3 separate regions of the Homo sapiens genome follow, and all the other regions are linked to region 3. A link is a loop called in an ENCODE intact Hi-C map of the cell type or tissue named here. Cell type or tissue: OCI-LY7. All regions are shown on one strand. Each heading gives the region's core, and the rest is flanking DNA. Links, peaks and the distances in the headings are about the cores only. Region 1 has its middle 26 kb from the start of PPP1R2B. Region 2 has its middle 42 kb from the start of PPP1R2B. Region 3 overlaps HAVCR1 (hepatitis A virus cellular receptor 1).

Region 1 (10,521 bases), core at 1,132-9,131, 200 kb after region 3:
TTGCAAGGACCAGGTGGATGGGTCTGGTGCGAGGTGAGGAGAAACATCCTCTCCTTTAAAGAACACTTTCCAGAAATTGCACAAAATCAACTTACAATCCGTTGGGTTGTGGCATAGTTGCATGGTCATATCAGCTGCTCAGGAGGCTAGAAATTGTAGCCCTTGTGCTGGGCAGTGATGCGCCTAACTGAAATCCAGGAGTTGTATAATTAGAAGAAAAAGGGAACGAATATAGTGACAACTAGGACCAACCCTCTGGTCTAAGATGCAGACTAGTTAGGCTGCACTAAGAGCACACAGCTAATTAACAGGGTTTTTTTTTTTTTTTTTAAACTTTTAAGTTCAGGGGTACGTGTGCAGGTTTGTGACACAGGTAAACTTGTGTTATGGGTGTTTGTTGTACAGATTATTTCGTCACCCAGGTATTAAGCCTAGTATCCATGAGTTATTTTTTCTGATCCTCTCTCTCCTACCACCCTCCATCCTCCAACAGGCCCTACTGGGTGTCGTTCCCCTCTGTGTGTCCATGTGTCCTCATTATTCAGCTCCCAATTATAAGTGAGAACATGCAGTATTTGCTTTTCTGTTCCTGTGTTAGTTTGCTAAGGATAATGGCCTCCAGCTCCACACATGTCCCTGCAAAGGACATGTTCTTATTTTTTATGGCTACATAGTATTCTATGGTGTGTATGTGCCACATTTTCTTTATCCAGTCTACCTTTGATGGGCATTTAGATTGATTCCATGTCTCTGCTATTGTGAATAGTGCTGCAATAAACATACACATGCATGTGTCTTTGTAATAGAATGATTTCTATTCCTTTGGGTATATATCCTGTAATGTGATTGCTGGGCCAAACAGTATTCCTGTCTTTAGGTCTTTGAGGAATCACCACTCTCTCTTCCACAATGGCTGAGCTAATTTACACTGCCACCCACAGTGTATAAGTGTTCGTTTTTCTCCACAACCTTGCCGGCGTCTGTTATTTTTTGACTTTTTTTTATAGTAGCCATTCTGACTGGTGTTAGATGGTATCTAATTATGGTTTTGATTTGCATTTCTCTAATGATCAGTGACGTTGAGCTTTTTTTCATATGATTGTCAGCTGCATATTTGTCCTTTCTTTTTTGAGACGAAGTCTCGCTCTGTTGCCAGGCTGGAGTGCAGTGGCACCATCTTGGCTCACTGCAAACCTCCACCTCCTGGGTTCAAGTGATTCTCCTGCCTCAGCCTCCCGATGTATGTCTTCTTTTGAAAAAATGTCTGTTCATGTCCTTTGCCCAGTTTTTTATAGGGTTGTTTTTTTTCTTGTAAATTCATTTGTTCCTTGTAGATGCTGGATATTAAACCTTTGTTAGATGCATAGTTTGTACAAATTTTCTCCAATTCTGTAGGTTTTCTACTTACTCTGCTGATAGTTTCTTTTGCTGTGCAAAAGTTCTTTAGTTTAATTAGATCCTATTTGCCAATTTTACTTTTGTTGCAATTGCTTTTGGAGTCTTCATTATGAAATCTTTGCCCATGCTTCTGTCCTGAATGGTATTGCCTAGGTTGTTTTCCAGGATTTTTATGGTTTTGTGTCTTACTTACCTTTAAGTCTTTAATCCATCTTGAGTTAATTTTTGTATAAGGTATAAAGAAGGGGTCCAGTATGAATCTTCTGCATATGGCTAGCCAGTTATCTAAGCACCATTTTTTGAATGGGGAGTCCTTTCCCCATTGCTTATTTCTGTCAGGTTTGTTGAAGATCAGATAGTTGTAGGTGTGTAGTCTTATTTCTGGATTCTCTATTCTGTTCCATTGGTCTATGTGTCTGTTTTTGTACCAGTGTCAAGCTATTTTGGTTACTGTAGCCATGTAGAATAGTTTGAAGTCAGGTAATGTGATGTCTCCAGCTTTGTTCTTTTTGCTTAGGGTTGTCTTGGCTATTCAGGCTCTTTTTTGCTTCCACATGAATTTTAAAATAGTTTTTTCTAGTTCTGTGATGAATGCCAATGGTAATTTAATAGGTGTAGCATTGAATCTATAAATTGCTTTGGGGAGTGTAGCCATTTTAACAATATTAATTCTTCCTATCCATGAGCATGGAATGTTTATCCGTTTGTTTGTGTCTTCTCTGATTTCTTTGAGCAGTGGTTTGTAGCTCACCTTGTAGAGGTCTTTCACCTCCCTAGTTGGTGTATTCCTAGGTATTTTATTCTTTTTGTGGCAAGCTAATTAACAGTTGAGCTGAAACTAGATCCTTTTTTTCCCTCCCTTCTTTCCTCCCTTCCTTCCTTGTTTTTTTCTTTTCCTTATTTTTGTTCCTTCTTTTATAAAACACTCCTCAAAATTTTATTTGAATTTAACAGACAGAAATGGAAGTAATGAACTTCATAAACTTTAGATAAATACTTCTTCCTTCCTTATAAAATGAAGAAAATAATGTATCTTTGCTGTAGCTCTGTTGTGAGGAATCCATGATACACATGTAAAGCACCTTGATCAGTGCCTATTTTATACTAGGATGCAAGTGACTATGATGAGGCTAATGTAAAATGTCTAATAAAATGTTCAAATATGATAGTTGTTATTTTTGTGCAAAGATTATATACCTTTGGAAGGCAGAGACCATGTCTTATTCATACTGGATTCCCAGTGTCTAGCACAGTGGCTCCCATGAAGATGTTTATCACTGTTTAAGTATGTTGAATGTTAAGAAAAATGAGGTCAAACATTTAACAGGTTGGTCTCATTATTTTTTAAACTGCCTTTAAATTTTAACCAGTATTTATTGGCACCTGCTTATTTCTTGAAATATTATGAGTTGCTTTTTTTTATACATTATCCAGGTTTATAATACTCCTATTTTACTTTCCAGTCCTAACTCCCCATGTAATTTTGATTAATACTATATTTAAATTGATCAATGCTCACTCCAAGTTGTTTCATCTGGGCTACTCTACAGCTGAGGTCTTTATTTTGATTTCTTGGCTGGATTTCATTATTTCAACAAACAATTTTTTCTCTTTATTTTAAGGAGGGGTTATAGATTACTAGAGGTTTTGAGTTCATTTTCTGCCCCCAAGCTTGAAGAATTCTTTTATTTTTATTTTATTAATTTATTTTTTAAAGACAGTGACTCACTCTGTTGCCCAGGCTGGAGCACAGTGGCACAATCATAGCTCACTGCAGCCTCGACCTCCCAGGCTCAAGCAGTCCTACCACTTCAGCCTCCAGAGTAGCTGGGACTACAGGTCTGCACTAACATGCCTGGCTAATTTTTTAAATTTTTTTTGTAGAGATGGGGTCTTGCTAGGGTGCCCAGGTTGGTCTCAAACTCCTGGCCTCAAGTTATTCTCCTGTCTTGGCCTCTCAAAGTGCTGAGATTTCAGGTGTGAGCCACTGAGCCTGGCCCCCAAATATTCATCTTTTTAATTTCTTTTTTATGCTGTGCTGCCTTGGATATTTTCAGGTTAACACATTATTTCTTTTTGCATTACTCTTCTCTAAGAGATCTGCTCTGTATCTTACTTCCTCCTCTGATGTTCTGAATGAATTCTCTCGAGCCCTCCTTCCACCATTTTCTGAGACTAGCCTCATCCTCTGGCTGCAGCTGGAAGGCTCAGGGGTTTTTCCATCCCCCTCTCTCTAGCCTGTGGATGGGGTAGGGCAAGGGAACAGTCAGCTAGGATTGGGTGCAATCATTCTTACAGGAACTGGTTTCTGTTCCTCTTTCTTACATTTTGTTTTCTGTCCTAAACCTGCGATTGCTCCACTTAATGAAGTGCAGGGTGATACCTTCTAAATGCTTCCCCCAATTTAGCATGGAGTCTAGTAGCCTGCGCTTCTGCACAAGGGGGTCGATTTGACTATTCTCTTCTCTTTTCATTTTTCCCCACCTCAGGCCATTTCTGTGTACTTCCTTGAAATCAAAAGGGGCAAAGAGGACATCATCCTCCTTGCGTTTCTTATCCAATTTGGGAGTATCAAGGAACAGTCTCGGGAGTTTCAGCACCTTCTGGGAGCCAGCCTCCTTTCTTGGCCACTGTCTTTTGCATATTATGGCATTCAATTCTCTTTTTTGGTTGTGGCTGATTTATTTATTTTTCTATTTTTTCCACTAGTTTCATTGTGTATGACAGGACAGGGAGTCTGTGAGTCATTTTACTTTTTTTTACCTGAATGTCTGTCTTGAGCCTTTCATTTGTGTCATGATACCAGCTGTTGCCTTTTTCACTAACAAAAAGGCACGTTCCTTGGGTGTTTTTTTCACTAGCATGAAGTCTTCCCACGCTGCTCACCAATGCCATATTCTGAAGTCTGATTTAAAGTATTACAATGAGATGTCAGCTTATGTCAGCATTGGAAGGCCAGGCCACTTATCCTTTTTGACAAAATCAAAAGCGTTCAATGTGAAATAAAAATTACTAAAATACATTTTTTTTTACTCTTTTATTTTACTTCAATCAACAGTCAGACTAAATGTCATCAAGTGTTATATTTGAGATCGTGCTGATTTTAAAACTCTGGTAGTTATTAGCCTATTGGAAGTGAAAGACGTTCTCAAAATGTGTTTTTCCTGCCATTTCTGCCTCGGCCTTCACTGCTGTAGTAACCTCATTATTCCAAATTTAAGGATGTGAGGCTGTGGTGAGATCCTCACAGAAACTAGTCAAATGGAGTTCCTGTCCTCATAATCTCAGATGTTTATTATTTACTTTTCAGGGTTTAGAAGACTAATTAACAAATCAAAGAAATCATTATAAAACAGTTTAGGGTATTTGGGCTTTTACCTCCTGGGAAATAAGCCTTGTATTTTTAAAAGCGTATTTGTTTTCATGATGTAAGGGAAATACATTGTTGAATACAAATGCTTTGATATAATGAATATGTTTAAGCCAAACAAGATATAGCCAGATCCTCACCAGAGAGGCTTAGAAAACAAACCAGTACATGCTATCTTTTGTTTCAGTGTCATTAATTTTTGTTGATCTTTTGTTTCCTGTATCTTTGGGACATGAAGAAGGTTTTGGCAGCACCTAAACGTTTACTCAGCAGTCCTTGGGAATTTTAGGGCATTAAATGGAGCTGGTTAATGGACCACTGGGTGTCAGTATTGTCTTTACTTACCCTGGCAGGAACTGAATCAGGTTGTCCTTTTCAGAGACTTTTGGGTTTTGTTGGAATACAGAATCTTAGATTTTCTGTCCAAACCAGGAGGGGACCATCTAGCACAACCAGCTTTGTTCGTGGATGAAGGGGCTAAGTCATGGAGAAGGAACAGCTGATTCCTGTTCAGGGGTGGTTTCTACCACCCTGAGCTTCCCAAATTTCTACATCAGGATCTCAAACTTAAATGCCCCTAGGGTCAGACAGGCAGGAAAGTCAAGTGGACCCTCCTTAGCCTAATGAATAGAAGGGGTGCTCTTTTTTCTGCATACACATTTGCTGTTTCCTGTTTTCTTGATCAGGCCACTTGGTGTATCTTTACTATCTCCAGTACTGATTCAGAAAAAAAATTTCTTCTATGGTTTAAAAAAGGACTGCAAAAACATGATGATAAAACTCAAACAACCCTTGGCCGCATGTGAGGGAGGCAATAGGGAATGTATAAAGGCGCCAGCAGCGTCACATGCCAGCGAGGTGAGGGTGTCCTCACACAGGTGGGATCTTCAGATTTTTCAAGAGAAATGGGAAATCTGGATTTTTATGTGAATTTTTGTCATTTACATAGGCTGGTTCAAACTTAAAAAATCAAGACCCATCTGTGGGCCAGATATGACACTCCTAGGATAACAAGTTATAATCTCTGTGGACTATAACTTGGATGTTTTATCTTCTAACTTGAATTATTTTGCCTCCAACTTCTAGTTTGAGCTAATTGGCTCTAGCATGATGAGAGAAAGTTCCTTGGGAGATGCATAGGAATTCCTTGTCTTTGGCAACTGCATCTTTTTTTTTTTTTTTTTAATCCAAAGAAAAGAAAATGCATTGTTCAGCTGTCTGACGGGATGGTAGACTAGAAATGTTGAATATCCAGTTAACCTCATTTGATCTAGGAGAGGTTGGGAAAGTTAAGATTACTAACAAATTTTCAGTGCTAGGTAATTTTCTATTGTGAATGTACTAGGAAGGAAGCCATAGAAGGGAAGCACCTAGAAGCCTCTCCCAACCCTGAGAATCTGCCTCTTATAGACAGGAGAGCTGAAAGTCTGAGAGAGCCATTTTCGGACTCATAGCCACAGGACAGGCTTTGGAGATGGCCTACTCTAGACACTTTGATTTGACACTTAGGAAAGTGAGGTACAGATGGAGCAGTCATTTATTCAAGGTCATGTAGCTGATGGCAAAGCACTTTGGATTCCTGATCTCGGAGGGGGGGTTAGTGAGGAAGAACATGCCGTTCTGTCATTGGACAACACAGTCTGTTTTGTGCAAATATTCACAGACAATAGCGTTCAGGAGAAAAAATAGTCATATGAAGGAAGAAGTTGACTCTGGGAGAAGAATATTCCTATCTAGGAAGGAATAGACTCTCCAACAAATGCACAGAAAGGCAAATTGGTCATTTTTTTTTCTTTTGTTTTTTAACATTTAAGTTTGAAAGTCATCTGATAGTTCACCCACTGTGTTTCTCTGGTGTATTTTATTTAGTAAGAGTTCTTCTAGAGTTAGGAAGGAGGAAAATGATCTGTTATAATCTGCAGAATGAATAATGTTAATTATAAAGGAGGATGCAGGGATGGTACATGGGCTTAATTTGCAGCAAGAAAGACTTAAGTGAGATGCACTGAAGAACTTGACAGGGAGGGTTTCTTAAGATTGGAATGTAATCTTGGCAGAAATTATGGGATTTTCTTTAATTCTGTTATTATAGCTTTCATAGTGCAAGCTAACCATCTCTGCTTTTAGCATTATCTTTGTAAAACACCAATCTAACCATATTGATAGCCTTTTCTTATAAAATTATTTTAGTTATTTACTCCTGATGCCTGGGTTTGGCATGCAAGTGACATTATAACATGAATTGGTGTTATTTTTCTTATCTGGAGGTAATCTACTGGTTTCATTTTTGATTAAAAACATTAAATGATACTGTCTGTAGTTAAATACAGTTAGGAAGAATTATGTCTCCTAAAGATCACTTGAGGTCGGGAGTTCGAGACCACTCTGATCAACATGGAGAAACCGCATCTCCACTAAAAATACAAAATTAGCCTGGCGTGGTGGCACATGCCTGTAATCCCAGCTGCTCGGGAGGCTGAGGCAGGAGTATCCCTTGAACCCGGGAGGTGGAGGTTGCAGTGAGCCGAGATCGTGCCATTGCACTCTGGCCTGAGCGAAAAGAGAGAAACAGTCTCAGAAAAAAAAAAAAAAAAAAAAAAAAACAACAGCAAAAGAAACAGTCCTGAAGTTAGGAAAGCTCTGCCACGCACAGCTCCCCTACTCACTGCCTGTTGCTTGAATACTCCAGCCCTACTGAACTTTTCCTCAGATAACTGCTATTTTTCCTCTTCCTTGACTAACAAACTTTTACTCACTCTTTAAATCCAACTCAAATGCCAGTTTTATTTTGCCTTTTCTGTTAAGCTTTCTCCAACTCCCAATAAAAGGGTTGGATACTTCTTTCAGTAGTTGCATACCCCTTTGTTCATAGTGTGTTTATCACACTTATCATGTGGAATTATAATAGCTGGGGCTGCTCCCCACTGTAACCTTATCTGGCCCATCTTGGAATCCACAGGTCCTGCCAACAGGTGCTACCTAATACATGTTTGTTAAATGAATGAAAATTAGTCTAAATTAAGGAACACAAAAGCCAGGAAGCGAGTTCATGTCTATCTTAGTCATTGTTGTGTAGTTATTGTTGTGTTCCCTTGGCCCTCTGAAGTTTTGCTGAAAAAGCAGCTCACAAAAGGCAGATTAATTTTTTTAACGCATTTCTTTTCCTTTTTGAGATAGGATCTCGCTATGTTGCCCAGGCTCTATTGCCCAGGCTAGAGTACAGTGGTGTGATCACAGCTCACTGCAGCCTCAGTCTCATGAGTATCTGGAACCACAGGCACATACCACCATGCTGGCTATTTTTTTAAAATTAATTTATGTAGAACTAGGGTCTCCCTATGTTGCCCAGGTTGGTCTCAAACTCCTGGGCTCTTGCCTCAGCCTCCCAAAGTGTTGGGATTACAGGCGTAAGCCTCTGTGCCCAGCTAAAGGGCAGATTTATTGAAGAAAACGCATACATATTTACTTAATGGGTATACACAGAAGCCTGCAGAATGAAGACCCAGGATACAGGGGAAACTGTCCTTTTTTTTTTTTTTTTTTTTTTTTTTTTTCAGAGTCTCGCTTTTTTTTTCGGAGTCTCGCTTTGTCCCCCAGGCTGGAATGCGGTGGCGTGATCTTGGCGCACTGCAAGCTCCGCCTCCCGGGTTCACACCATTCTCCTGCCTCAGCCTCCCAAGTAGCTGGGACTATAGGCGCCCACCACCACGCCTGGCTAATTTTTTGTATATTTAGTAGAGACGGGGTTTCACCATGTTAGCCAGGATGGTCTCGATCTCCTGACCTCGTGATCCACCCGTCTCAGCCTTCCAAAGTGCTGGGATTACAGGCATGAATCACCATGCCTGGCCAACTGTCCATTTTTATGCTTAGGTTCAACAAAGTATGGACAGCCGTGTGGAAATAGGATTGGACAAAAATGTATAATCTACTGCTAATAGAGTGGGGAAACCCAGCAAGGCCTGTTTGTCTAGATTCTTGTCTATCAGATTCTGTCTGTGCAGCATTCCGTCCTTCTGGGTACGGGGTGGAACCCCCTGTGGAATGGGGTTATATGACCTACAGTCAAACAAGGTAGGCCAGATCATGTCTTTACGGCCAGTTTTTGCACAGAAAGGCAGAGGAAAAATAGAGTGATATTTTTAGGCTTTATGGTTGTCTTCAGGGAATAAAAGAGGGTTCTGGTTTCTATGACCAGCCTTGGGAAGAGGGATTCTAGTGCCTATGGCTAGCCTCAGGGGAGAATGGGACTGAGAGACAGAAGAGCAGAAGAAGGTCAGAAGAAAACCTTTTACTTCTGGGGCCTTCATTTTGAAGTGTTGTTTTCTGAGCCCTAACAGTTAACTTCTCTTCGAACATTTTCTAGATTTTTAGAGAAGGAAATGTTACTGAGTGCTGGGCATTTTAACCTAAGGAACAGACTTTTGGGGTGTAGCCATTAGCTTATGCATCCCTAGTATAGAGACAGGTACGACTGGAGGGTTTGTTTAATTTTACGCAGTCATCCAAAGCTTGCTGAGTGTGTGTGAATATTTTGCACAGTTTGTTTTTCACCTCTGGCTTTACAACAGGTCAACATTCTTCCACCTGCCTCTGGTCCTTGTGCTCCCAACTGACATGTCTAAGCCACAATCACCTCACTGCATTAGTGCAATCAATGTCTACTCTTCCCTTCTCTACTCTTGCACTTCTGTATCCACCCCCAACAGGACTCCCCACTGTGCTCCTGCCTCTGATCTCCATTCTGGTCCTTGAGCACTGCAGTTTTTCCCAGCCTCAGCGCCTTTCCACTGACTGTTCCCTCTCCTAGCTCTTCACCAGGTGGCTTCTTTCATTCTTCAGTTCTCAGCTCACATCTTCAGAGAGGCCCCTGTCTTACTCACGTTCCCCTCGGAGCACCCTGAGACAAGCAAGCAGATGGCAGCAGGTGGCTTGGGAGGCACAGAAGGCAGTAGCAGGGGAAATCAGTGGCAAGAGGCACCAGCCACCACCGCAGGCCACCAAGCTTCATCCTGTGGGAAGCTCTGGGAAAGGCATAAAATGCTGCCTCTGGGTTACCCCTATGAGTGCTGAGGGACTTGAACATTTACATACCCCCTCCACTGGTACTGGATCCTTGGGGAGGGAGAGAGCACTTCTGATTGCTCCTCGTTATGCAGAAAGAGCAGTGGGAATATGCAAATACGGGCAGTTAGAAACAGTCCTGAAGAGTAGTTTTCAAACTTTAGTGTGCTCACAAACCCTGGGGATCTTGTTAAAATGCAGATTGGTTAAAGAGTTCTGTTAGGAGGCCTGAGATGCTGCGGCTCTTAGAAGCTCCCAGATGATGCCCTTGCTGATGTTCTGAGGATCACATTGTGAGGAGCAAGCAGCTGCCGTGCATGGCCAAGGGACGTCAGAGGGACAAGGAGGCCCCAGTGGTGTCTGCTCTGCCTTCCTCCATGCCCATCCTCAAGTAGGAATCTCCAGACCCCCAAATTTGTTTCTTTTGCATCACAAGTCACTGTCTGAAATGACTGTCTTTGTGGTTTGGGTGTCTTGTTTAGTGCTGGGCTTCTTTATTAGAACGTAAGTTTCATAAGGGCATCATCTTATTGTGAGTCATTTTCCCAGGGACTAGCACAGTGCCTGGTGCACAGAAGACTGCTCAGTAAATATTTGTTGGATGATTTGCTTTTCACAGATGATATTCTCATAAAGACACTTATATATGAAGTATATATTTACATATAAGAAATGTTAGGGGCTCCTCC
Region 2 (10,521 bases), core at 1,304-9,303, 130 kb after region 3:
GCAGTGAATTGAGATTGTGCCACTGCAGTTCAGCCTGGGAGACAGAGTGAGACCCTATTTCAAAATAAAATTAAACAGATAAAAATAAAAAATTAATTTAAAAAATCAACTCTGGTATCTACCTAATAGGATGCGTTGATTTATTTTCAGTCCAAAAAGTCTACCACCTGGTATGCAATATGTTTAACTGGGAAGACAGCAGACTGAGTGAGATTTGATGTCTATCTACAAAGAGTTGAAGGACTGTCATCAGGAAGAGGAAGTAGCCTTGTTCTGTGTGATTCCAGAAGATAAATTTAGGACTAGGAATCAAAATTCCAGAAATTAATTTCTATTTCACTAAAATACATTACTAGAATAATTTACAGTGGTGAATGTTGTGAAGGGTAGGATTTTGATAATCCAGGATTCATTTGTTCAATTTTTTTCATTTGGCTTTTTTTTTTTTTTTTTTTTTTGAGACAGAGTCTGGCTCTGTCACCCAGGCTGGAGTGCCTGTCATCCAGGCTGGAATGCAGTGGTGTGAGCTCGGCTCACTGTAACCTCCATCTCCTGGGTTCAAGTAATTCTCCTGCCTCAACCTCCAGAGTAGCTGGGATGACAGGCATGCACCACCAAGCCTGGCTAATTTTTGTATTTTTAGTGGAGACGGGGTTTTACCATGTTGGCCAGGCTGGATTTGAACTCCTGACCTCAAGTGATCCGCCTGTCTTGGCCTCCCAAAGTGCTGGGATTACAAGAATGAGCCACCACGCTTGGCCATTTGGATTTCTTCGATACCTCCTTTCTGTCCTTTTATTATTCGTAGTTCCCTTGAAACTGACTCATCCCCATCCATCTGACAGCTAAGCCTGGCAAGTCAGAGCATTGCATAACCCACCATAACCCTGACAATAGTGACTGGGTACTGTAAGACCTAAGTTAGGCCGATTAGAACCAAAAGATGCAATCCTAAGACTTTTGTTTGAGTTATTTAGGATGCTGATCTTTTCCTGCTGACCCTGAAGAAGAGAATGGGAAGCTACAGCTGCCGTTTTGCTATCACACGGAGAGAGCCTATTTGAGAAGTGGAGCTCAGCTATGGGAATGAAAACCAGACCCTGGTGATGTTGGCTGAGTCTTGATCATGCCAAGACTGAAATTAAGATCCTAGAAGATTCATGGTCTGTGATATGAGGAAATACATTCCCATTTTGCTTAATCCAGTTTGGGCTGGGTTTTCTGCCATTTGAAGTGAAAAGTTTTAACTAAAATGGGTAGTGAACACTGCATTCACAGTAGTTTCCACACAGAGGAGATGACCAGCCTTCACAGTAGGTACGGAAGGGATGCCCAGATTATGTGAAAGGCTGGCTTTGAGGACTTCCAACTTTAAATTCTTGGCTCCTCCAAAACTTGATTTTGCTTGTGTTCTGCCCAGTGGACTTGGTAGCTTCAAAGAGACTACAAGAACACTGGATTGGCCATTGCTTAGGGCCAAGCGATACAGGCTCTTGATGCCCAGGCTGGAGTACAATGGTGTGATCTCGGCTCACTGCCAACTCTGCCTCCTGGGTTCAAGCGATTCTCCTGCCTCAGCCTCCCAAGTAGCTGGGATTACAAGCATGTACCGCCATGCCTGGCTAATTTAGTATTTTTAGTAGAGATGGGGGTTTCTCCATGTTGGTCAGGCTGGTCTCGAACTCCTGACTTCAGGCGATCCACCCGCCTCAGCTTCCCGAAGTGTTGGGATTACAGGTGTGAGCCATGGCGCCCAGCCAATATAGAGGTTAATACATGTCCAGGTCTGGGATGCATATTAAATGGAGTAATCTATAATGTTTAATTCTGGAATGAAAGATTTTTTAAAGAGCTGGATCATTCACTTTGTACTAAATTATCTTTTTTTTTTTTAGCCAAAACAAAGCTTCTTGACAGGATTTGCATTATAGCCTTGGCTGAATAATGAGTTTCTTTGCCAGGGGTGAATAATTAATTAGATCTTTCATCTTCTGCCCAGGAGATGAAGGAAAACTGTTTAATTTTAAAGATGTTCATATCCAGGCTGGGTGCAGTCACTCACACCTGTAATTCCAGCACTTTGGGAGACTGAGGTAGGTGGATCACTTGAGGCCAGGAGTTTGAGACCAGCCTGGCCATCATGGCAAAAACCTTGTCTCTACTAAAAATATAAAAATTAACCAGGCATGGTGGCACATGTCTGCAATCCCAGCTACTCACGAGGCTGAAGCATGAGAATCGCTTGAACCCGGGAGGCGGAGGTTGCAGTGAGCCGAGATCATGCTACTGTGTTCCAGCCTGGGTGATAGCCTGTCTCAAAAAAAAGTAAATAAATAAAGAAAAAAGATGTTCACATTCAGACATATATGCACAAAAGAAGTTTTGAGTACTGTACTTTATCATTTAACTATCCCATGAATATTTATGGAAATTGGATCTGAGTTATATCACAGTGTTGGGTTATTTTTAGGCCAATATAAGTAACATGCCCCATCTGTGGATTTAAATATTTTCTCTCCTTTTGTTGTTATAATTATATATGTTTTTGGTCCAGATGTTTAATTTATTTTTAAAAATGAGAAAATGTCAAATCAACTGGAATAGTAAGTGCTTAATAACGATGATTTACATTTGTGTGATGTGCTTAATTTTGCAAAATGTTTTCACCTCAATGTCCTCGATGTATAATAGTTAATTATCACTTAGCATGTAGCAAGTACTTTGCTAAGAACATTATATGGATATTATGTAATTCTCACAAAAGCCTACAAACTAGCTACTGCTATTATCCCCATTTTATAGATGAAGGAGCTGAAGTGTTGGGAGGGTAACTAGCCTTTCCAGAGCCACACAGAGACTCACAGAGCCAGGGTTTAAACACAGGTGCTCTGGCCTGGAGTCTAAGCTTTGAACCCATATCCTAAACAAATCCTATGGTTAGTAAAAATTTAACATGTCCATTTGCATGGGAGTCCAGAATTCTACCATTAATTTTATGAAGTTATTGCATTTTTACTTCTATTAGAGGAGGGAAATAAGATAAAGAGATTTAAAATGACATGACAAGGGGTCACATTGCTTTATATTAGGTTACAATTCCTGTCATCACCAAGAAAAATCAAAGTACTAGCTATCTCCAGATTAGACAGTACTTTCATTGATACAGGAAGCCTTTTCTTTGAGTCCCTTTATAATACTTCACACAGTTATAATGGAAAAACAATTTAAACAGTAAGTGCAAGTGTAAAAAAATGAAAGTATTTCATTTTCTCTAAATCTTAGACTTTAAACCTACAGAAGGGCTGTAAGAAAAGTAACCTACAGTGATTTTTGGAGGCTCCCCTCCCCTTTGCAGGGGTCACATCCAAGTTTTGGGGATGTAAGTTGTGGCTAGAAAATGGTGGAAAGACTCCTTCATTTTCAATCCATCATGGCCTCTTCATTACCAAGCCTGAGGTGGGGTAGGTGGGGTCTCTTGAAGACAAATGTTTCAGTTGCTTTTTTTGCCAAGCTTAGGTGGAATCTCCAATGACTACAGCCCAGCCTCCCTAGTTTCCCCAGACAGCTATTCTCCTATCAAACATCATTCACATCTCTTAAGTACCACATTTGCAAAGGTTTCCAACACCTTGTGGATCACCTTCATCTCATTTCATTCTTGGGGCATCTGTTCTTAGTTCTCTTGCTTCAAAGGCACTGCTATCTCTCTGCTTTTCTTGCCATCCCTCAAGTTTGCCAAGGTGTAGAAGATCCTGGGAAACCAAAGTCAAGTATGCCAGTGTTGGGAGGACAGCATAGCTCTTGACTTTGCAACACAAACTGCCCCAGAGGTATGGGAGAACAAAGGTCTCACTAATTGGTCTAGGTGGCATGGTGTGACAAACAGGAAGAACAAAACGTTACCTAGTATCTCAGTAAATCATCCTGCCACATAATAGTTTCAGTTCCTTTGCAAAGAAGAGAATCAGCAAAACACTCATGATTGGATCCTGCTCTTTTCTATCCTTGAAATACTGATTTCAAGTCCAGGTGCTACTCTTTAAAAGTGTTGTGAACCTACTAAAGAGAGTTTAATGGCCGGGCGCGGTGGCTTACACCTGTAATCCAGCACTTTGGGAGGCCGAGGCGGGTGGATCATGAGATCAGGAGATTGAGACCATCCTGGGTAGCACGGTGAAACCCCTTCTCCACTAAAAATACAAAAAATCAGCTGGGCATGGTGGCAGGCATCTGTAGTCCCAGCTACTCGGGAGGCTGAGGCAGGAGAATGGCGTGAACACAGGAGGCAGAGCTTGCAGTGAGCCGAGATGGCACCACTGCACTCCAGCCTGGGGGACAGAGTGAGACCGCGTCTCAAAAAAAAAAAAAAAAAAGAGTTTAAACAGTGATGGAAGAACTGGGATGCTTAACAGAAGAACAATAACTGGATGCCTCCTCTGAAGAAGAGGGGTGTGCTGAGGCTTTGTGAGGAAGAACCAGTCCCAGTGAGTAGAAGGGACCAGAGGGAAGATGAGTGATTCATAAACTGAACAAACTTTCTAGAGAGCAGGTGAAATAGTACTGGTTGCCTCTATGGGGTGGTCAAATGGAGACTGAAAGATAATGTGTCAGGGTATGTAAAGGGGATAATTAAATAAAATTTGGGGTACTTGATCTTTAAGGAGACTTTTTAACCTTAGAATTCTATGTAAAGAATAATCAGCTGTGTTATAGCCGCCGTGGGTTTTGGAAAACTACGATGATTAACACTGTCACAAATACCAAACAAGATAAACTACTCATCTTCACAAATGTGTGTGTTTGTGTGTGTGATCTTTCTTTTTGGGAAACAGTGTGTTCTCCTGACAAAAGCTTGACTTCCAGGCATTCATGTCTAACACGACTCACTGAAGAAAAGAGTCCAGGAAACAGACCAGCTGGCCTCAAAGAAAAAGTGAGGTCCTCTGGCAGAGTAAAGGGTGCTAAACACAACCAAGAAAGCCAAAAAGATCAAAGGAGGGCTCTGGCAAGAAAGGGCTTGTCTAATTCAAGGGTGAATGAAAAAGGGAGGTTGAGGATGTTTTTATCTGGGATCTGGAGACCTCACAGCAGAGACAGTTCTTCTTATGAGTAGACTGGAGACCGTCACTGCCTAGGAGGGTGATTAGAAGATGGTCTAGTTCTGAAATCTTCATGTTACATGTTGGGGAAATGAGGTCCCTGGAAAGGGCAAAGAACTTGCCTGCTTTATAGCAATGCAAACAGACATTAAAAAGAAAAGAACTTGCCTGCCATCAGATGGAGACAGTGAGGAAGTTAGGAATAGAGCCTTTGTTGCAGCTCCCCTCCCCTTGACCTGGGTTAAGTAGGGATGCCATGCTTCTCTGCAGAAGTATCTTTCCAAAGCATCTGCATCATGCCATGATTTGAGAAAGTAAGTTTTGAACATTTTACATGGCTAGATTCAAAAGGGCGGGACTCTTCTTTCTTGCTTATTTGTGTTCAACACGGCAAGCATTTATCATTAGTGCCACTCAACATTAAGGCTACTCAAATTTATTATGCACGTCAATCATCTGATGTCTGGTTAAAATGCAGATTCTGATCCTTCAGGGCTTGGATAGGACCCATGATTCTGCTTTTCTAACAAGCTCTCAGATGCTGCTATAGCAACTGACATGGCTTACTACTAGTCCCTACTACAGTCAGGGCCCAGGCTCAACTTTTAGCCCTTCTCAGCCACTCCCAGGACTTGCTGCATGCCTTCTGCCTCTCAAGGACCTGCATCTGGTGGACTCACCTGATGCAGGGCCTCACAGATCCCTCGTGAACTCATCATAGGGAGAATGAGGCTGGAGTGGCTATTTATAGCCATATTTCCTCTCTGCACAGAGAGAGTTGCCCAGGTCGGAGTTTGCTAACAATTCCCTATTTGTGTGGAAGTTCCAAAGAGGCTCCCGGTAAGGTAATTTGGCAGCAAGCACCATTGCAAATGATTCTTTTTTTTTTTTTTTTTGGATACTGGATACGGAGTCTTGCTCTGTTGCTCAGGCTGGAGTGCTGTGGCACGATTTGAGCTCACTGCAACCTCTGCCTCCTGGGTTCAAGTGATTCTCCTGTCTCAGCCTTCCAAGTAGCTGGGATTACAGGTGTCTGCCACCATGTCTGGCTACGTTTTAAAAATATTTTTAGTAGAGACGGGTTTTCACCATGTTGGCCAGGCTGGTCTCAAATTCCTGACCTCAAGTGATCTGCCCACCTCGGCCTTTCAAAGTGCTGGGATTACAGGTGTGAGCCACTGCGCCTGGCCAAACATTGCAAATGATTCCTATTGCATTTAATTCTAAACTCTCCCAGACACTGGGGCTCAACAATATTTGTTGAATGGAATTATGGTAAATTCTGAGATTGAGGTTTGTGGGGGCTTCCATTGCTCTGTAAAATCAAATTGAGTACATCAGACATTTCCACTGTGAATGCTTACCTTCCCTCTCCTTGGCCTCCTCCATCCTGCCAGGAAAACCTATTTTGGACCTTACAGAATTCATTCTGAGAATTTCATTATGATTGTGACATTTATAACTCATTATTTAACTGCTGTGGATGGTGGAAATACAATGTTGAACAGTCCCAGTGGAATAAAATCAGAGTTAGTAATCTCTTCGTGTGCAATTGAAAAAAAAAAAAGGTATGGTATCAAAACATTAGCAGAAAACTAGTCTTTTTCAGTTTTCATATATAGAAGTAGTGACTGAAATAATTTTTATTATAAGTTCCTTTACCCCTAACTTATACGTGACTGGGGCAAACCTATGGGCACTGCTTTCTGAAATTGATCTATTTAAAAACAGTGTTTATCCAGAGCTTTTTGATACAAATATGAGCAGTTAGAGTCCCTTTCCTGGCTTAAATGGTAGAATGCAATGTACGCTGTTTTGCCATGTTGTGTCTTCATTTAACAGTGAGTATAGAGATGGTTCTGATTTGGCATACGTCTGCATCGTTTATTAAGTGAATAGTGCTTGGCTGCATGGAGAATCCAGACTTTATTAACTGCTCACTTACTGATGGACATTCAGGATGCTTCCCAGTGTTTTTAACCTGTGGTTTTCAGAAATAGAGTGGGAGAAAGGGAAGGAAGTGTGTGGCTCCTGAAACTAGATGAAATGCAGTCTGTCAAAGCTAGCTGGCTCTCGGCTTTGGGGTCTCTTCTTGAGTTTTTGAGACATTGTTACTGAGAGGAAGAGATTTCTCTCAAATTGAGGGCCATGAAGAGAGGGAGAACTAAGAAGGCTCTTGTTTTGGCAGGGGAATGAACAGTCTGTGTTCAAGTGTGCAGAGATGGGCTGAGAGGGGAGCAGAAAAGTGAACATATTCTGGGGGCCATGGTGAGGCTGCCTCTTGCTTCAGCAGCAGCGTTTATAAGCTGACTATTCCCTCACCTGGGGAGAGAGGCCACAGGTGATTGGATTAACCTAGCTGCTGGCCAGGCACTGTTGCTGAGGAACCTGAGGATAAGGAGGAAGATTTTATTAAATGAATGAAGCTGAGGCTCATGTGAAGCCATTTTTCAGCTTGGCTGACTGAGCAGAGCGGCTCCTCAGAGCCATTTGTTCTTTTTGTTTCTGTTTCTGCAGAAGGTTGCCCAGGTTTGCTTGTGCATATGAATTTGCTCTGTTTCCATACATCATATCTAGTTAAAGGGGTCTGGAGCCTGGCATGAACTTGTGAATTTTACCTGGTTCTCTGAGTATTTCCAACAGCCTGCTAGCCATTTCCACCCTCACACTCACTGGCACTTGGAAGCCAGCATGTTTCAAAGACAGCGTCCAGTTGTCTAGCGTCTCCTTCCAGGCTTTCTCATATCCGACCTCCCACATCCCCACTGTCTTGTCAGCTTCAGGCCCTCATTATCTCCTGTCTGTGGGGCCACAGTTGTCCCCTAGCTGGTCTTTTTGCCTGTGGTCAATTTATCAAGAATGAATGCTTCCAGAGAACTTTCTAAACACTACTCAAACTAAGGCCCTCTCTGTCTCCAAAACCTCTAATGGCCCATCCAGCACAGAGGATACATCACCACTCCTTAGCCGGGCATTGAATGGGCTCTGTGAGCTGTCATCCACCTAACCCCAATCCATCTCATCTGCCCTGTCTTTCCTGGCTTAGCTCTTACTTTTTCCCAGAGTGGCCTCTACTCTATCAAAATGGTCAGAATAGTGGCTCAAATCTGAATCTTCTTCACTTCTTCATTTATTTCACAGCTTTTCATCCTTAATACAAAACTATTTCAAAAACTCCATATCCTTAATAAACCACAATGTCTGGGGATTGCCATTTTCTGGATTAATTTTCTTTTTTTCCATCAACTTTTAAGTTTGGGGGCACAAGTGCAGGATGTGCAGGTTTTTACATAGGTAAATGTGTGCCATGGTGATTAGCTGCACAGATGATCCCATCAAGTAGGTGTTAAGTCCAGCATCTATTAGCTATTCTTCCTGATGCTCTCCCTCACCCCAACCTCCCACCTCTGACAGGCCCCAGTGTGTGTTGTTCACCCTGTGTGTCCATGTGTTCTCATCATTCAGCTCCCACTTATGAGAACATGTGGTGTTTGGTTTTCTGTTTCTGCGTTAGTTTGCTGAGGATAATGGCTTCTAGCTCCATCCATGTCCTTGCAAAGGACATGATCCCATTCCTTTTTATGGCTGGGGACCATTTGTAGAATTTAAGGGGATCATTCCCCTGTCTGATATCTGTATTCAGTCTGGATCAATTACCAGGTGTTTTGCTTGTAAAGGGAGTTTAAGCTATTCTTATTAGGGTAAGCTTTGTTTTAAGATTTATGAGAGTTGGATCTGTGCCGAGGTGGTTTTGTCTCCTGGAAATCCCCAGGCCAGGTTGCTTCATACTGCTAAATAACATGTAGTGTCAGCCCTGACAGAGGTTTGGGTGAGTCCTATGGCTATAATAAATTTTCATTAAAAATTTTTTTTTAATTTAATTTAATTTTTTTTTTTTTTTGAGACAGAGTCTGGCTCTGTTGCCCAGGCTGTAGTGCAGGGGTACAATCTCGGCTCACTGCAACCTCCACCTTCCAGGTTCAAGTGATTCTCCTGCTTCAGCCTCCCAAGTAGCTGGGACTACAGGTATGTGCCACATGCCCAGTGAATTTTTGTATTTTTAGTAGAGAGGGGGTTTCACCATGTTGGCCAGGCTGATCTTGACCTCCTGACCTCAGGTGATCTGCCCACCTCAACTTCCCAAAGGGCTGGGATTACATGCCACTGCATCTGGCTTAATTCTATTTTTTAATTTTTTTTGCTCCGTCACCCATGCTGGAGTGCGGGGGTACCATTGTAGGTCACTGCAACCTTGAACTCCTGGGCTCAAGCAATCCTCCCACCTCAGTCTCCAGAGTAGCCGGGACTACAGGCACACACCATTGCACCCAACTCTTTTTGTTTGTTTTTTTACACTTTTGTAGAGACAGGGTCTCGCTATGTCACCCAGGCTGGTCTTGAACTCTTAGACTCTGGCTGTCCTCCTGCCTTGGCTTCCCAAAGTGCTGAGATTATAGGCGTGTGCCACTGCATCTGACCTTAATCTTACAATACTGATGTTTCTTATAATATAGCTTGATATTTATTTAAACAGTGGTCCTCCTTGTATATTTAAAAAAAAAAAAAAAAAAAAAAGGTTTGGTAGCACAAGGCATGCTTTGCCCTGGGCTGGTTTACATACTAAAAATTGGGGTCAAGGGAATAAAAAAGGATTTTCTTTTGCTTGAGGATTTTGATTATTTGAGGTCAGATGAGTTGACATTTTTCTTTATTAATTAGTCAAAAAACACTGGAGCTCAGCTTATTGAAGTTTATTGAATTAAGCTTTGAAAATCCTTCTGTCCACATTCTGGCAAGCTTTTCAAAATAAGATATACTGCTCCTTTACCATCTGCAGTTTGCTACAAGATAACAACCTTTTCTCTGATTATTTTCTTATTACTACCTCTTGGAAGATGGAGGTGAGGCTTTGGGAGGAAAAGAATGAAATAGTGGCATGAGCTGAGAGATGATGCTATGTTCAAGTGAACTATACACACACACACACACACACACACACACACCAATAGAGTATTTACACATACTTCATTGTGAAAGACATTCATCCTCAGAGAGGAAATAATTGAGTTGAAGATCAGTCTTATTGATTTTTTTTTGGTCTGATGCAGTTATTTGATTTGCTTCCAAGTTTTCTTGTTGTTGTTGGTTTTTGATTGTTATTGTTGTTGTTTTTAACCGCTAGAAAGTTGTACTTTGCCCGTGTGCTTCAGAGGAGAGAACTGAAGGTGGATTGGGAACATAGGGTAGGGTGCTACGCATTTTTCTATTGCATAACTCTACCAACAATAATGCCAGATTTATAAGTCAATCATTGCTAGGCACTTCTCTTTGGGTTTTACATTTTCCTATTGGGATAACTGATATTTATATGCAAAGTAATTTAAAATAGTTATGACTAGCTTTAAGGCATGCCCGATAATTG
Region 3 (10,521 bases), core at 1,750-9,749:
TGTGGCAGAGCTGGTACAGAGGGAGCACCTCAATCCTAAGCAAACCCCATAGGGCAAGATAACTAAATTGCAAGATTTGCTCGATGGAAGTAAACATTGAATGATTTGCTTTAGTTTGTTCTTTTATTTCGTTTAACGCTTTGTCTTTTTTGAGACTGAATTTCACTCTTGCTGCCCTGGCTGGAGTGCAATGGCACCTTCTCGGCTCACCACAACCTCCACCTCCTGGGTTCAAGCGATTCTCCTGCCTCAGCCTCCCCAGTAGCTGGGATTACAGACATGTGCCACCATACCCAGCTAATTTTGTATTTTTAGTAGAGACGGGGTTTCTCCATGTTGGTTAGGCTGGTTTCAAACTCCTGACCTCCGGTGATCTGCCTGCCTCGGCCTCCCAAAGTGCTGGAATTACAGACATGAGCCACCGCGCCCGGCCATTTTTTCATACTTTTAGTAGAGACAGGGTTTCACCATATTCGATGCTTTGTCTTACTGAGTGTTATTGGCTATTATATTCCAAAGAGATGAATATAACAGACAAAAACCATGTAAGCAAATAAGCATGGTTCTTTTACATGCTTACAGATAAACACCATGGGGACTATAGAACAGGATAAGGATCTGTTTGATTGAGTGCCAAGAAAGCAGCTAATTTGGAGGAAGATAATTCCTGGCTGCAGGGGCAGGGAGTGCAAAGGCACTGAGGTAGGGCAAGTGCCTCCAGTTTTCCACAGCTTCCATCATTCCCTGCTGCTCCCTACCCAGCCTGCTCCACTGATCTATATTAGCTGTCTAGCCTTGCAGGCACTTGAATTTGCCTTTAAAGACCTTTCAGTCTACCCTGCTGCCTAGTTACTTTTTTTTTTTTTTTTTTTTTTGAGACACCCAGGCTGGAATGCAATGGTGTGATCTGCAACCTCCACCTCCTGGATTCAAGCAATTCTCCAGCCTCAGCCTGCTGAGTAGCTGGGATCACAGGCACCTGCCACCATGCCTGGCTAATTTTTGTATTTTTAATAGAGACGGGGTTCTGCCATGTTAGGCTGGTCTCAAACTCCTCACCTCAGGTGATCCGCCTACCTTGGCCTCCCAAAGTGCTGGGATTATAGGCGTGAGGGACCGCACCTGGCCCCAGGTACAATTTAAATCCCCTTTACTGCATCTATGCCCCAAGGCCATCTGCCACACTGCCTGTAGTGGTAGGAGACAACTACCTAGTTCTAAAGCCAGCCAGCCTGCTTCATTTGGTTCAGGCTGAGTTTTAAGCAAGGACTTTCTCTGATTCAGAATCTATCCCTCTTACTTAGGCTGCCATCTATTAAGTCTAGTTCTCCTTCATTGGATGCTTGTACACAGACTTTCCTGAGTCTGAGTTAATTACCTGAGCCAATCCACAGAACCTGTCTGAACAGTGCCCAGCATACTGTAAGTGCTCAATACACATCGACTTTTGTTATTGCATTCAAGCCCTTCACAGCAATAAACTGCGAGAGAGGCACTATTCTCATTTTACAGATTGGAAAACAGTTTCAGAAATGTTGAGTGACATGTAAGGTCACATCACATAGCATATAAAGGACTCAATCTCACGAATCTGTGCTCATAAATATTTCTGGAATGGAAGAGAAATGTGTAAAGTATAAAAAAAGCCAAAAAAAAAAAAACCCACACTAACAAATTATGAACACTTCTTCATGACATTATCTTCTCGGCAGTTATATCACACTGAGTCATTTGAGCTCATTGACACTTAAACTAAGTGTCTTCACACATGTATGACTGACCTGTTTAGGGACCATAGTGGAGCTTTGTTTTTCACAGTTCTTTAAATGTGTGGACATGTGTTTCATCTGCAGCTGAATGAAGACAAGTTCCATATTTTGGGGGCAGGCTTTGGTAACAAATAGTCACTATATACAAATATATAAAAATAACCAGTTACATCAAAATGCTACACGTAAGTTAAAACTAAGTCTACTTTCTTCCCTCACTTGTATTTCCACTGTTTCTACTGATTTCTTTTTTTGAGACAGAGTCTCCAGCCCAGGCTGGAGTGCAGTGGTGTGATCTCGGCTCACTGCAACCTCTACCTCCTGGGTTCAAGTGATTCTTCTGTCTCAGCCTCCCAAGTAGCCAGGATTATGGGCACAAGCCACCACACCTGGCTAATTAAAAAAAAAATCTGTAGAGACGGGGTCTCGCTATGTTGCTCACGCTGGCCTCAAGGGATCCTCCTGCCATGGCCTCCCAAAATGCTGGGATTAGAGGCATGAGCTACTGCATCCAGCACAGGAAGATTTTTAACACTATGATCCAGTGTATACTTGTGAAACAGTACTATTTAACTATATTCAATGTTTCTCTGTTCTGTTTTTATCTTGAATATAGGATGTAGATGGCTAAGTAGATTTAACAACCCTCTCTAAAGGATCACAAGCTACAGTTGGAAAAGCACCAGTCATCCAATGCTTAGCCACATTTGAAAATATGCATCTTGATTCAGCCACTTAGTTTGATGTCAGAGCTCTGTATTTTTAGATTTTCCATTTTTGTATTCTATTATGCGAGTTTCAAAGAGACCAGTCTGAGTTTTTGAATACTTCTTAGATTGTCTACATGCTTATTAAACAGACTTTTCTTCAACTTAATAATAAGAGCCACACCTTTTACAACTCTGGAAGGCACTATTTATTTTATACTTTGTGTGAACGGGGCTCCTGGAGTCTCGAATACCTGATATTGCCTGATCATAAACAAAAGTGCAGCTTATATGTGAGAAGTGGTCTGCTTTTTTTCTTACTCATGTTATTCTTCAACAACTCTTTCTACAGTGTTTCATTTAGCAGCCTTCAAATTAAAGCTTTGCAAAATGCAGTTGAAAAGGAAGTCCAAGCAGAAGACAATATCTACATTGAGAATAGTCTTTATGCCACGGACTAAGACCCAGTGGTGCTCTTTGAGAGTTTACGCCCATGAGTGCAGAAGACTGAACAGACATCAGCACATCAGACGTCTTTTAGACCCCAAGACAATTTTTCTGTTTCAGTTTCATCTGGCATTCCAACATGTCAGTGATACTGGGTAGAGTAACTCTCTCACTCCAAACTGTGTATAGTCAACCTCATCATTAATGTAGTCCTAATTTTTTATGCTAAAACTGGCTCAATCCTTCTGATCATTGCAGTTTTCTCTCAAATATGAACACTTTATAATTGTATGTTCTTTTTAGACCCCATAAATCCTGTATACATCAAAGAGAATAGTCCCTGGAAACATAGCAAATGAACTTCTATCTTGGCCATCACAGCTGTCCAGAAGAGGGGAATCTGTCTTAAAAACCAGCAAATCCAACGTGAGACTTCATTTGGAAGCATTGTATGATTATCTCTTGTTTCTATGTTATACTTCCAAATGTTGCATTTCCTATGTTTTCCAAAGGTTTCAAATCGTGGGTTTTTATTTCCTCCGTGGGGAAACAAAGTGAGTCTAACTCACAGGTTTAGCTGTTTTCTCATAACTCTGGAAATGTGATGCATTAAGTACTGGATCTCTGAATTGGGGTAGCTGTTTTACCAGTTAAAGAGCCTACAATAGTATGGAACACATAGACACCAGGGGAAGAAAATCATTTGCCAGGTGATTTAACATATTTATGCAATTTTTTTTTTTTTTTTTGAGATGGAGCTTTGCTCTTGTTGCCCAGGCTGGAGTGCGATGGTGAAATCTCGGCTCACTGTAACCTCCACCTTCCGGGTTCAAGCAATTCTCCCGCCTCAGCCTCACGAGTAGCTGGGATTACAGGTGTCCGCCACTATGCTCAGCTAATTTTTTGTATTTTTTTAGTAGAGACAGGGTTTCATCATGTTGGCCAGAATGATCTCGAACTCCTGACCTCAGAGGATCCAGCCTCCTTGGCCTTCCAAAGTGCTGGGATTACAGGCATGAGCCACCGTGCCTGGTCCATTTATGCAATTTTTATTACACGTGTGTCATGGTGCTAAGCATTTAAACAACCATCAGGCTTTCTGAACAAATTTTTAGAACCAAGAAGATCAGCAATAAAAGAAAAAAAAAAGGCGGGAGTAGGGAAAAGTCTGCCTTTTCTGCCTTATAAGTTACATTGCAGATATAAGTGTTTGAAACTCACTAGTTTTGACCCAAATTCTAAATCGCCTCCAAACCACTTTCATGTTTAAAATTGTTTAGGAGGCTAGCGCCGTGGCTCATGCCTGTAATCCCAGCACTTTGTGAAGCCAAGGTGGGCAGGTAGCTTGAGCCCAGAAGTTTGAGACCAGCCTGGGCAACATGGCAATACCCCATCTCTATTAAGAAAAAAATTTAAGGAAAAAAAAAAAAGATAAAATTGTTTTGGAAAGGCAAAGTGTCTTTCTCATATCTAATCAATTCCTGTATTTTTTTTTTTTTTTTTTTTACAATTCAATTAGGCTTATTGTAAGGATATCTTTAGTCAGTATAAAAATATATAAAAAACAATTATACTAAACCAGTATAATTGTTTAGAAGTATATATTTGCCGGCCGGGCATGGTGGCTCATGCCTGTAATCCCAGGGCTTTGGAAGGCTGAGGTGAGTGGATCACTAGAGGTCGGGAGTTTGAGACCAGCCTGACCAACATGGAGAAACACTGTTCTCTACTAAGTATAGATTTGCAAGGGCTAGATTTGTCAGAAAAGAAACATTTCTACATGAACAGTTAAGGCTGGGTATTAATTTCAATTTCAGTTTGAGTAAACTCTGAAATAATTCATGGTTGAGGTTCAGAGCTACCCATACCATAGTTGTCTGGGGCAACAGGATGCTTGCTTTCAGAGGAAACTTTTTGTTTTTGTTTTTGTTTTTTTGAGATGGAGTTTTGCTCTTGTCACCCAGGCTGAAATGCAATGGCACAATCTTGGCTCACTGCAACCTCCACCTCCCAGGTTCAAGTGATTCTCCTGCCTCAGCCTCCTGAGTAGCTGGGATTACAGATGCCCGCCACAACGCCCAGCTTATTTTTAGTAGAGACAGGGTTTCACCATATTGGCCAGGCTGGCCTCCAACTCCTGACCTCAGGTGAGCCACCCGCTTTGGCCTCCCCAAAGTGTTGGGATTACAGGCATAAGCCACCGCGCCCAGCCAGAGGCAACATTTTTTAACGCAGTTATCATTCTAGGAAATTTATAGGTCCTTTGAAGGAAAATTCTGTGGGCAAATAAGATTGTGATACATGGTATTTCAGTTTTCCCAAATGTGGCCAGCCCGATCTGGTCAAAAATTTTATTTTTTAAAAGCTATAGTGTCTTTTTTTCTTAAATTTGAGGCAACATGCACAAAATTGGAGATTTGAAATTAAAGCCAAGATTTGTAGTTTCTCTGGAAAGACCTGGCAAGATTGGACTGGATTGCTATGTGACCAGGGTCCCACTAGATGGGGCTGCATCCTCTAATCCCCAAATCCTTATGTTCCCTGCATGCTCACCTTTGTTACCTGCCTGACACCTGTGGGGCTTTTAACTTTATGGCAACTGCCCTATTCTCTGGATCCTTCCTGAGGATTTATGATGCGTAATACTCCAGGAATCTGGTTAGCTTTGCTTAACACATTTCCAAAACTTGTTTGAATGCATGAGTACAGTCACTAGTAGCATTCTGTGCAGTACAATGTATGGGGGCTTAGGAGTTTAGGGTAGTATACAGGATTAGGGATAGGACTTGAGTCTAATCCTAACTCTTAGCAGTTACACTGGATGACATTAGAGCAAATGGTTCTTTACGTCTACATTTTCTTCATCTGTAGATGTAATAATTTCCATATCAACTATGATGTACAGTGCTAATTCCAATGAAATGTTACATGTGAGAAGTCTTTGAAATGTAAAAAACACTACAGATACTGAAGCAGTTTGGAGAATTAAAAAACACTACGAAAACACAGCTTGGTAAATAATTTTTTTTTTCTTTTGAGACAGAGTCTGGCTCTGTCATCCAGGCTAGAGTGTAGTGGCAGAATCTTGGCTCACTGCAACCTCTGCCTCTCGGGCTCAAGCAATTCTCCTGCCTCAGCCACCTGAGTAGCTGGGATAGCCACCATGTCCACTTAATTTTTGTATTTTTAGTAGAGACAGGGTTCCACCATATTGGCCAGGGTGGTCTTGAACTCCTGATGTCAAGTGATCTGCCTGCTCAGCCTCCCAAAGTATTGGAATTGCAGGTGTGAGCCACCGTGCCTGGCCAGGGCTTAGCAAATAATTTCAATGGTGTTACACCTATAAGTCTCTTGCTGTATGGTATCTTTTAAAATAACATTTCTTTTTTGAAACAGTTGATATTGGGTAATTTGGCCATCATCATATACTGTAGAAAAAAATTGTCAAGTGAAAGGGAGAATAGGTAAGAAGGAAGAAAGGGGAGGAATTTAGTGAATATGAATTATTTTCCTTTAGATATATTAGTCTTGTAGATCGCAATGAATTTTTTAAATTACTATTTAAGATATTGTTGAGATTCCATTACCTCCAATCAGTCTTGGGACATTAGAACAGTGGTATAATTAAGACTGTATGTTTAAATTGAGAAATTTTGCACAACTTTAACAAGTAGCAGAACTAATTGTTCACTGATGGCTTTAAAGATGAAATAATTCTGTGAATACATGAAACTGTGAGGGACTCTTCGTGGTTGTCTAGGTTTATTTATATGCATACTCATTAATAAAAGTTTTTTTTTGTTTGTCTCTTGAAAACAAAACAGCTTTGTTTTAACAAAACAGCAATGGAACAAATTTGAAAACCGACTCGATATTTTCTCTGGCTCATCATTTAGTTTGGGTCAGCCATCTTCAACTTGCTGTGAGCTCTAGTCAAAGTGGATCAAATTTGTGGCAAGTCACACAGGTGTCAGGTGCTCTTCAGGAAACAACCCTGAACTCCAGGTTCTAAGGAGCTTAGTAGGGAAGAAATACAAAACCTATCACTTCTGATACTGATTATTACTAAGAGAAAGAATCTTGTGATAGAGACTGGCTTCTCAACTATGGCATTTGGGGACAGAAATCTCTGTTGTAGGGGGCTGTCCTGTGCATTGTAAGGTGTTTGGCGTCATCCCTGGCCTCCACCCACTAGATGCCAGTCACATCCTCCAGTGGTGACAACTGACAATGTCCCTGCGGGCACAGTTGAGAACCACTGAGGTAGAGGGTGTTTGTTGGGGGGTAGGAAGTGGTGTAGCTTTAGCTGGTTGGTCAGCGGCTGCTTCTAGGAAAGAGGTGACATTTAAGTTGAAACCAAGAAAAATGTGTAGGTGGCAGCCACATGAAAATCTAGTGGAAGGAAAACAAATGCAAAGGCTGTGGGGCAGCAGGAAGCTTGTGTATTAAAAGAGAGGATGTTGTGTTCCAATGAGTAAAAAACTAGTGAGTGAGGAGAGATGAAGAGAAGCAAGGCTGAAGAGATGTGCAAGGGGTCTGGCCAGGTGCTGGATGAAAAGGAATCTACAGGCCAGGCACAGTGGCTCACACCTGTAATCCCAGCACTTTAGGGGGCCAAGGCTGGAGGATCACTTGAGCCCAGGAGTTCAAGGCCAGCCTGGGCAACAAAGTGAGCCTCCATCTTATTAAAAATTTAAAAAAGAAAGGAAAAGGGCTCTATGAAGATGTCTGTTTGGAAAAGAGTCCCAATCTTAGAAAACCACTTTTGCATATTAAAAGCTAAACCTGCTACCCATCACCAAATTCTATGTTAACATTCACTAACATGCTTCAGTGACACTATTCTAAGTCAGGTATAGCTCGAGAGTCAGGTTTGTTGGGAGGACAGAAGGATATAGGCAGGGGAAAAAGAGGGGGAGAAGGGAACCTCTTGGCAGCAAGGGGCTTTCCACAGGGCTGTGAGACACCCCCAGGCCTTGCAAGAGGGGTTGTGAAAAAAGAGGGAACTGGCACCAACGTTTGGCTCTAATTGGTTTGGGCCCAAAATTGCTGCTTTGGGAGGCAGTAGTGGGGTGGTACAGGAGCTGATTTTATCCAGTCCACAAATGGATTTTTAAAATAGTTTTTTGATGTATATTTTTTAAGATGCATCAAACCCATGATTTAATGGGTATTGATTAGGATGAATAAAATGTTAAAGTTAATTAATCTAAAATAACTTGAGTGAGTAATAGCAAAAAAGCAATGTGAATACGGCAAAGGTTATGTAGATGCCTGAAGTCGGAGAGTCAATAGATCAAAATCAGCTGGGAGCTTGTTAAAATACACATTTCTTGGCCCTATTTCTAGACATTCTGGTTTAGCAATACAGATGTGACCTGAGAATTTTTGTTTGTTTAAATGACAGAATACAAGCTGCTATAAAATATTTTACATTTCAATAAAAGCATTCAGACTTCATGAAAGAACATGTGGAAATAAGAGCATACGATCATCCTTTACTTCTACTTATTTCAGATGTAAATCTCAGGAAATGAACCCAAAGTCTTTCTTGCAGGGGACTTTGGGTATTGCACTGCCACTTTTGTTTATTTAGTTACTTTTTGAGACGGAGTTTTGCTCTTGTCGCCCAGGCTGGAGTGCAATGGCTCAATCTCGGCTCACTGCAACCTCCGCCTCCTGGGTTCAAGCCATTCTCCTGCCTCAGCCTCCCAAGTAGCTGGGATTACAGGTGCTTGCCACCACGCCTGGCGAATTTTTGTATTTTTAGTAGAGATGGGGTTTCACCATGTTGGCCAGGCTGGTCTTGAACTCCTGACCTCAGGTGATCCACCCACCTCGGCCTCCCAAAGTGCTGGGATTACAGGCGTGAGCCACCATGCCCAGCTTTGCACTGTCACTTCTGAGGCTAAATAAAATTACCTGGAGTCTCCAAAATATAGGAAGACCCAAAAAATGTAGGGGAAGCTTATTTACACTCTGGTTTTCATGGTCTAGTTTGTGGATGTTTGTTACAGGTTCGTAGTGCTCTCTGGAAGGAAAGGAATGACAATTAGTCATTTGATCTCCCTCTGATTAAGGTTTTCTTTTGTTGTTGATTTCCTTTTGCTTTTTTTTTTTTTTTTTCCTTTGAGACAGGGTCTTGCTCTGTCACCCAGGCTGGAGTGCAGTGGTGTGATCACGGCTCACTGCAGCCTTGAAGTCCTGGGCTCAAGTATCCTCCCACCTCAGCCTCCCGAGTAGCTGGGACCACAGGTGTGCACCACCTTGCCCGGCTAATTTTTGTGATTTTTGTAGAGATGTATTTTCACCATGTTACCCAGGCTGGTCTCAAACTCCTGGGTCCAAGCAATCTGCCCACCTTGGCCTCCCAAAGTGCTGGGATTGCAGGCATGAGCCACCACACCCGGCCCTTTTGCCATTAATTGTAAACAGTTTTGGAGGGTCTCAGAAGTCATATCCTCTTAAAGCCACCATGCCTGGCTAATTTTTTTTTTTTAAGTGGAGATTAGGTCTTGCTATGTTGCCAGGCTGGAGTGCAGTGGTGTGATCATGGCTAACCCTAAGTGCAGCCTCAAACTCTTAAGCTCAAGTGATCCTCTTACCTCAGCCTCCTGGGTAGCTGGGATTACAGGCATGTGCCACGATGCCCGGCTCATTTTTGTATTTTTTGTAGAGACAGAGTCTCCCTATGTTGCCCAGGCTCTCTCAAAACTTTATTTCTTCTTTGACTGTTGATCGCATTAGATTTTCTAAGGATATATACACAAAGGCTGTTGCTCTACCCACTGCAAAAGTAATGATAGCCAACCAGAAAACCTGAGGGTGCCCTTGGTAGGCTTGACACAGAATGTGAGCATGGTGTACATGGGGCTGAGAGAGAAACAGTCTATAACTCAGAACTCCTGGGAATCGAATTGTAATGTTCCCTTGGGGATTCTCATGGACACTAAGGACCTTTCCAACTCTTACTTAGAGTCTTGGGTGGCTACTTGTGCCTTACCCCAGTCGTTCCTGAGTCCTTCCTCCGCAGGGCCACCAGCATAACCTCAAAGCTAAGATCTGTTTGTGTAACATCTTAGCTGGAAATCCTGCAACTACTCCCAATTTGGTGAAATTCTCAACTCCACAGCAAGCCCTCCACTGCTTATCCCCAACTCACTTTGCCTGCTTCATGGAGTCCCTTCCTGCTATGTTCCAAAGGCTATAAATGCCTCAGATATCCACTCTCTACTCCATGGGTCATCCCACCCGCCAGGAATGCTTGTTCCCTGTTTCTCCAAGGGTCACGTCATTCCTCCAAGTCCTGCTCCAGCGTCACTGCTTCAGCCCTTCTGGTCCTAATCCTCCTGGACAGAATTAATTCTCTCTTCTGAATACTTCTGGGCAGCCCTTTTTAATTACTCAATAAACATGGAAAAATAGAGTACCTCCCATATTCTAGGCATGGTGCTAGTACCTAGCTGAGATTATTCTGCATGAGGCCAGGGTTCCGCCTAGCCTGTGGGGCACCTTAGGGTAAATTACAAAGAGGCCTTCCTCTTCTTTCTGGCTGACACAGCCCTGAGTCAGGACAGAGCTTGTAAAAAGGAGTGTGA

What was found. Hi-C counts contacts between places; a loop is a spot of excess contacts. Peaks named below come from ENCODE experiments on the same cell type or tissue, not always from the same donor. Only the 100,000 strongest peaks of a DNase experiment are listed, where the experiment ranks them.
Region 1: a loop joins it to region 3, with 2.9 times the contacts of the local background. A loop is called at or near these places in 7 of 110 quality-filtered maps.
Region 2: a loop joins it to region 3, with 10 times the contacts of the local background. A loop is called at or near these places in 7 of 110 quality-filtered maps.

What each region holds. Positions count from the first base shown.
Region 1 is chr5:156,819,535-156,830,055 of GRCh38, reverse strand. No RefSeq gene overlaps it. Among named protein-coding and RNA genes, the nearest start is that of PPP1R2B, 26 kb to the left of the region's middle. In OCI-LY7, for the core only: CTCF peaks have their summits at 4,874 and 5,078 (motif pointing right); DNase peaks (open chromatin) are centred at 3,715 and 5,085; H3K4me3 peaks cover 2,093 bases; H3K27ac peaks cover 4,470 bases.
Region 2 is chr5:156,887,066-156,897,586 of GRCh38, reverse strand. No RefSeq gene overlaps it. Among named protein-coding and RNA genes, the nearest start is that of PPP1R2B, 42 kb to the right of the region's middle. In OCI-LY7, for the core only: CTCF peaks have their summits at 5,053 and 5,257 (motif pointing right); DNase peaks (open chromatin) are centred at 3,916, 5,256, 5,696 and 8,868; H3K4me3 peaks cover 2,328 bases; H3K27ac peaks cover 6,359 bases.
Region 3 is chr5:157,022,149-157,032,669 of GRCh38, reverse strand. HAVCR1 (hepatitis A virus cellular receptor 1) reads left to right here. Exons shown (of 9, transcript NM_001173393.3): 9 at 2,829-3,257. The coding sequence ends at 2,937. Among named protein-coding and RNA genes, the nearest start is that of HAVCR1, 32 kb to the left of the region's middle. In OCI-LY7, for the core only: CTCF peaks have their summits at 5,416 (motif pointing right), 6,891 and 7,093 (motif pointing right); DNase peaks (open chromatin) are centred at 5,429 and 7,269; H3K4me3 peaks cover 432 bases; H3K27ac peaks cover 1,300 bases.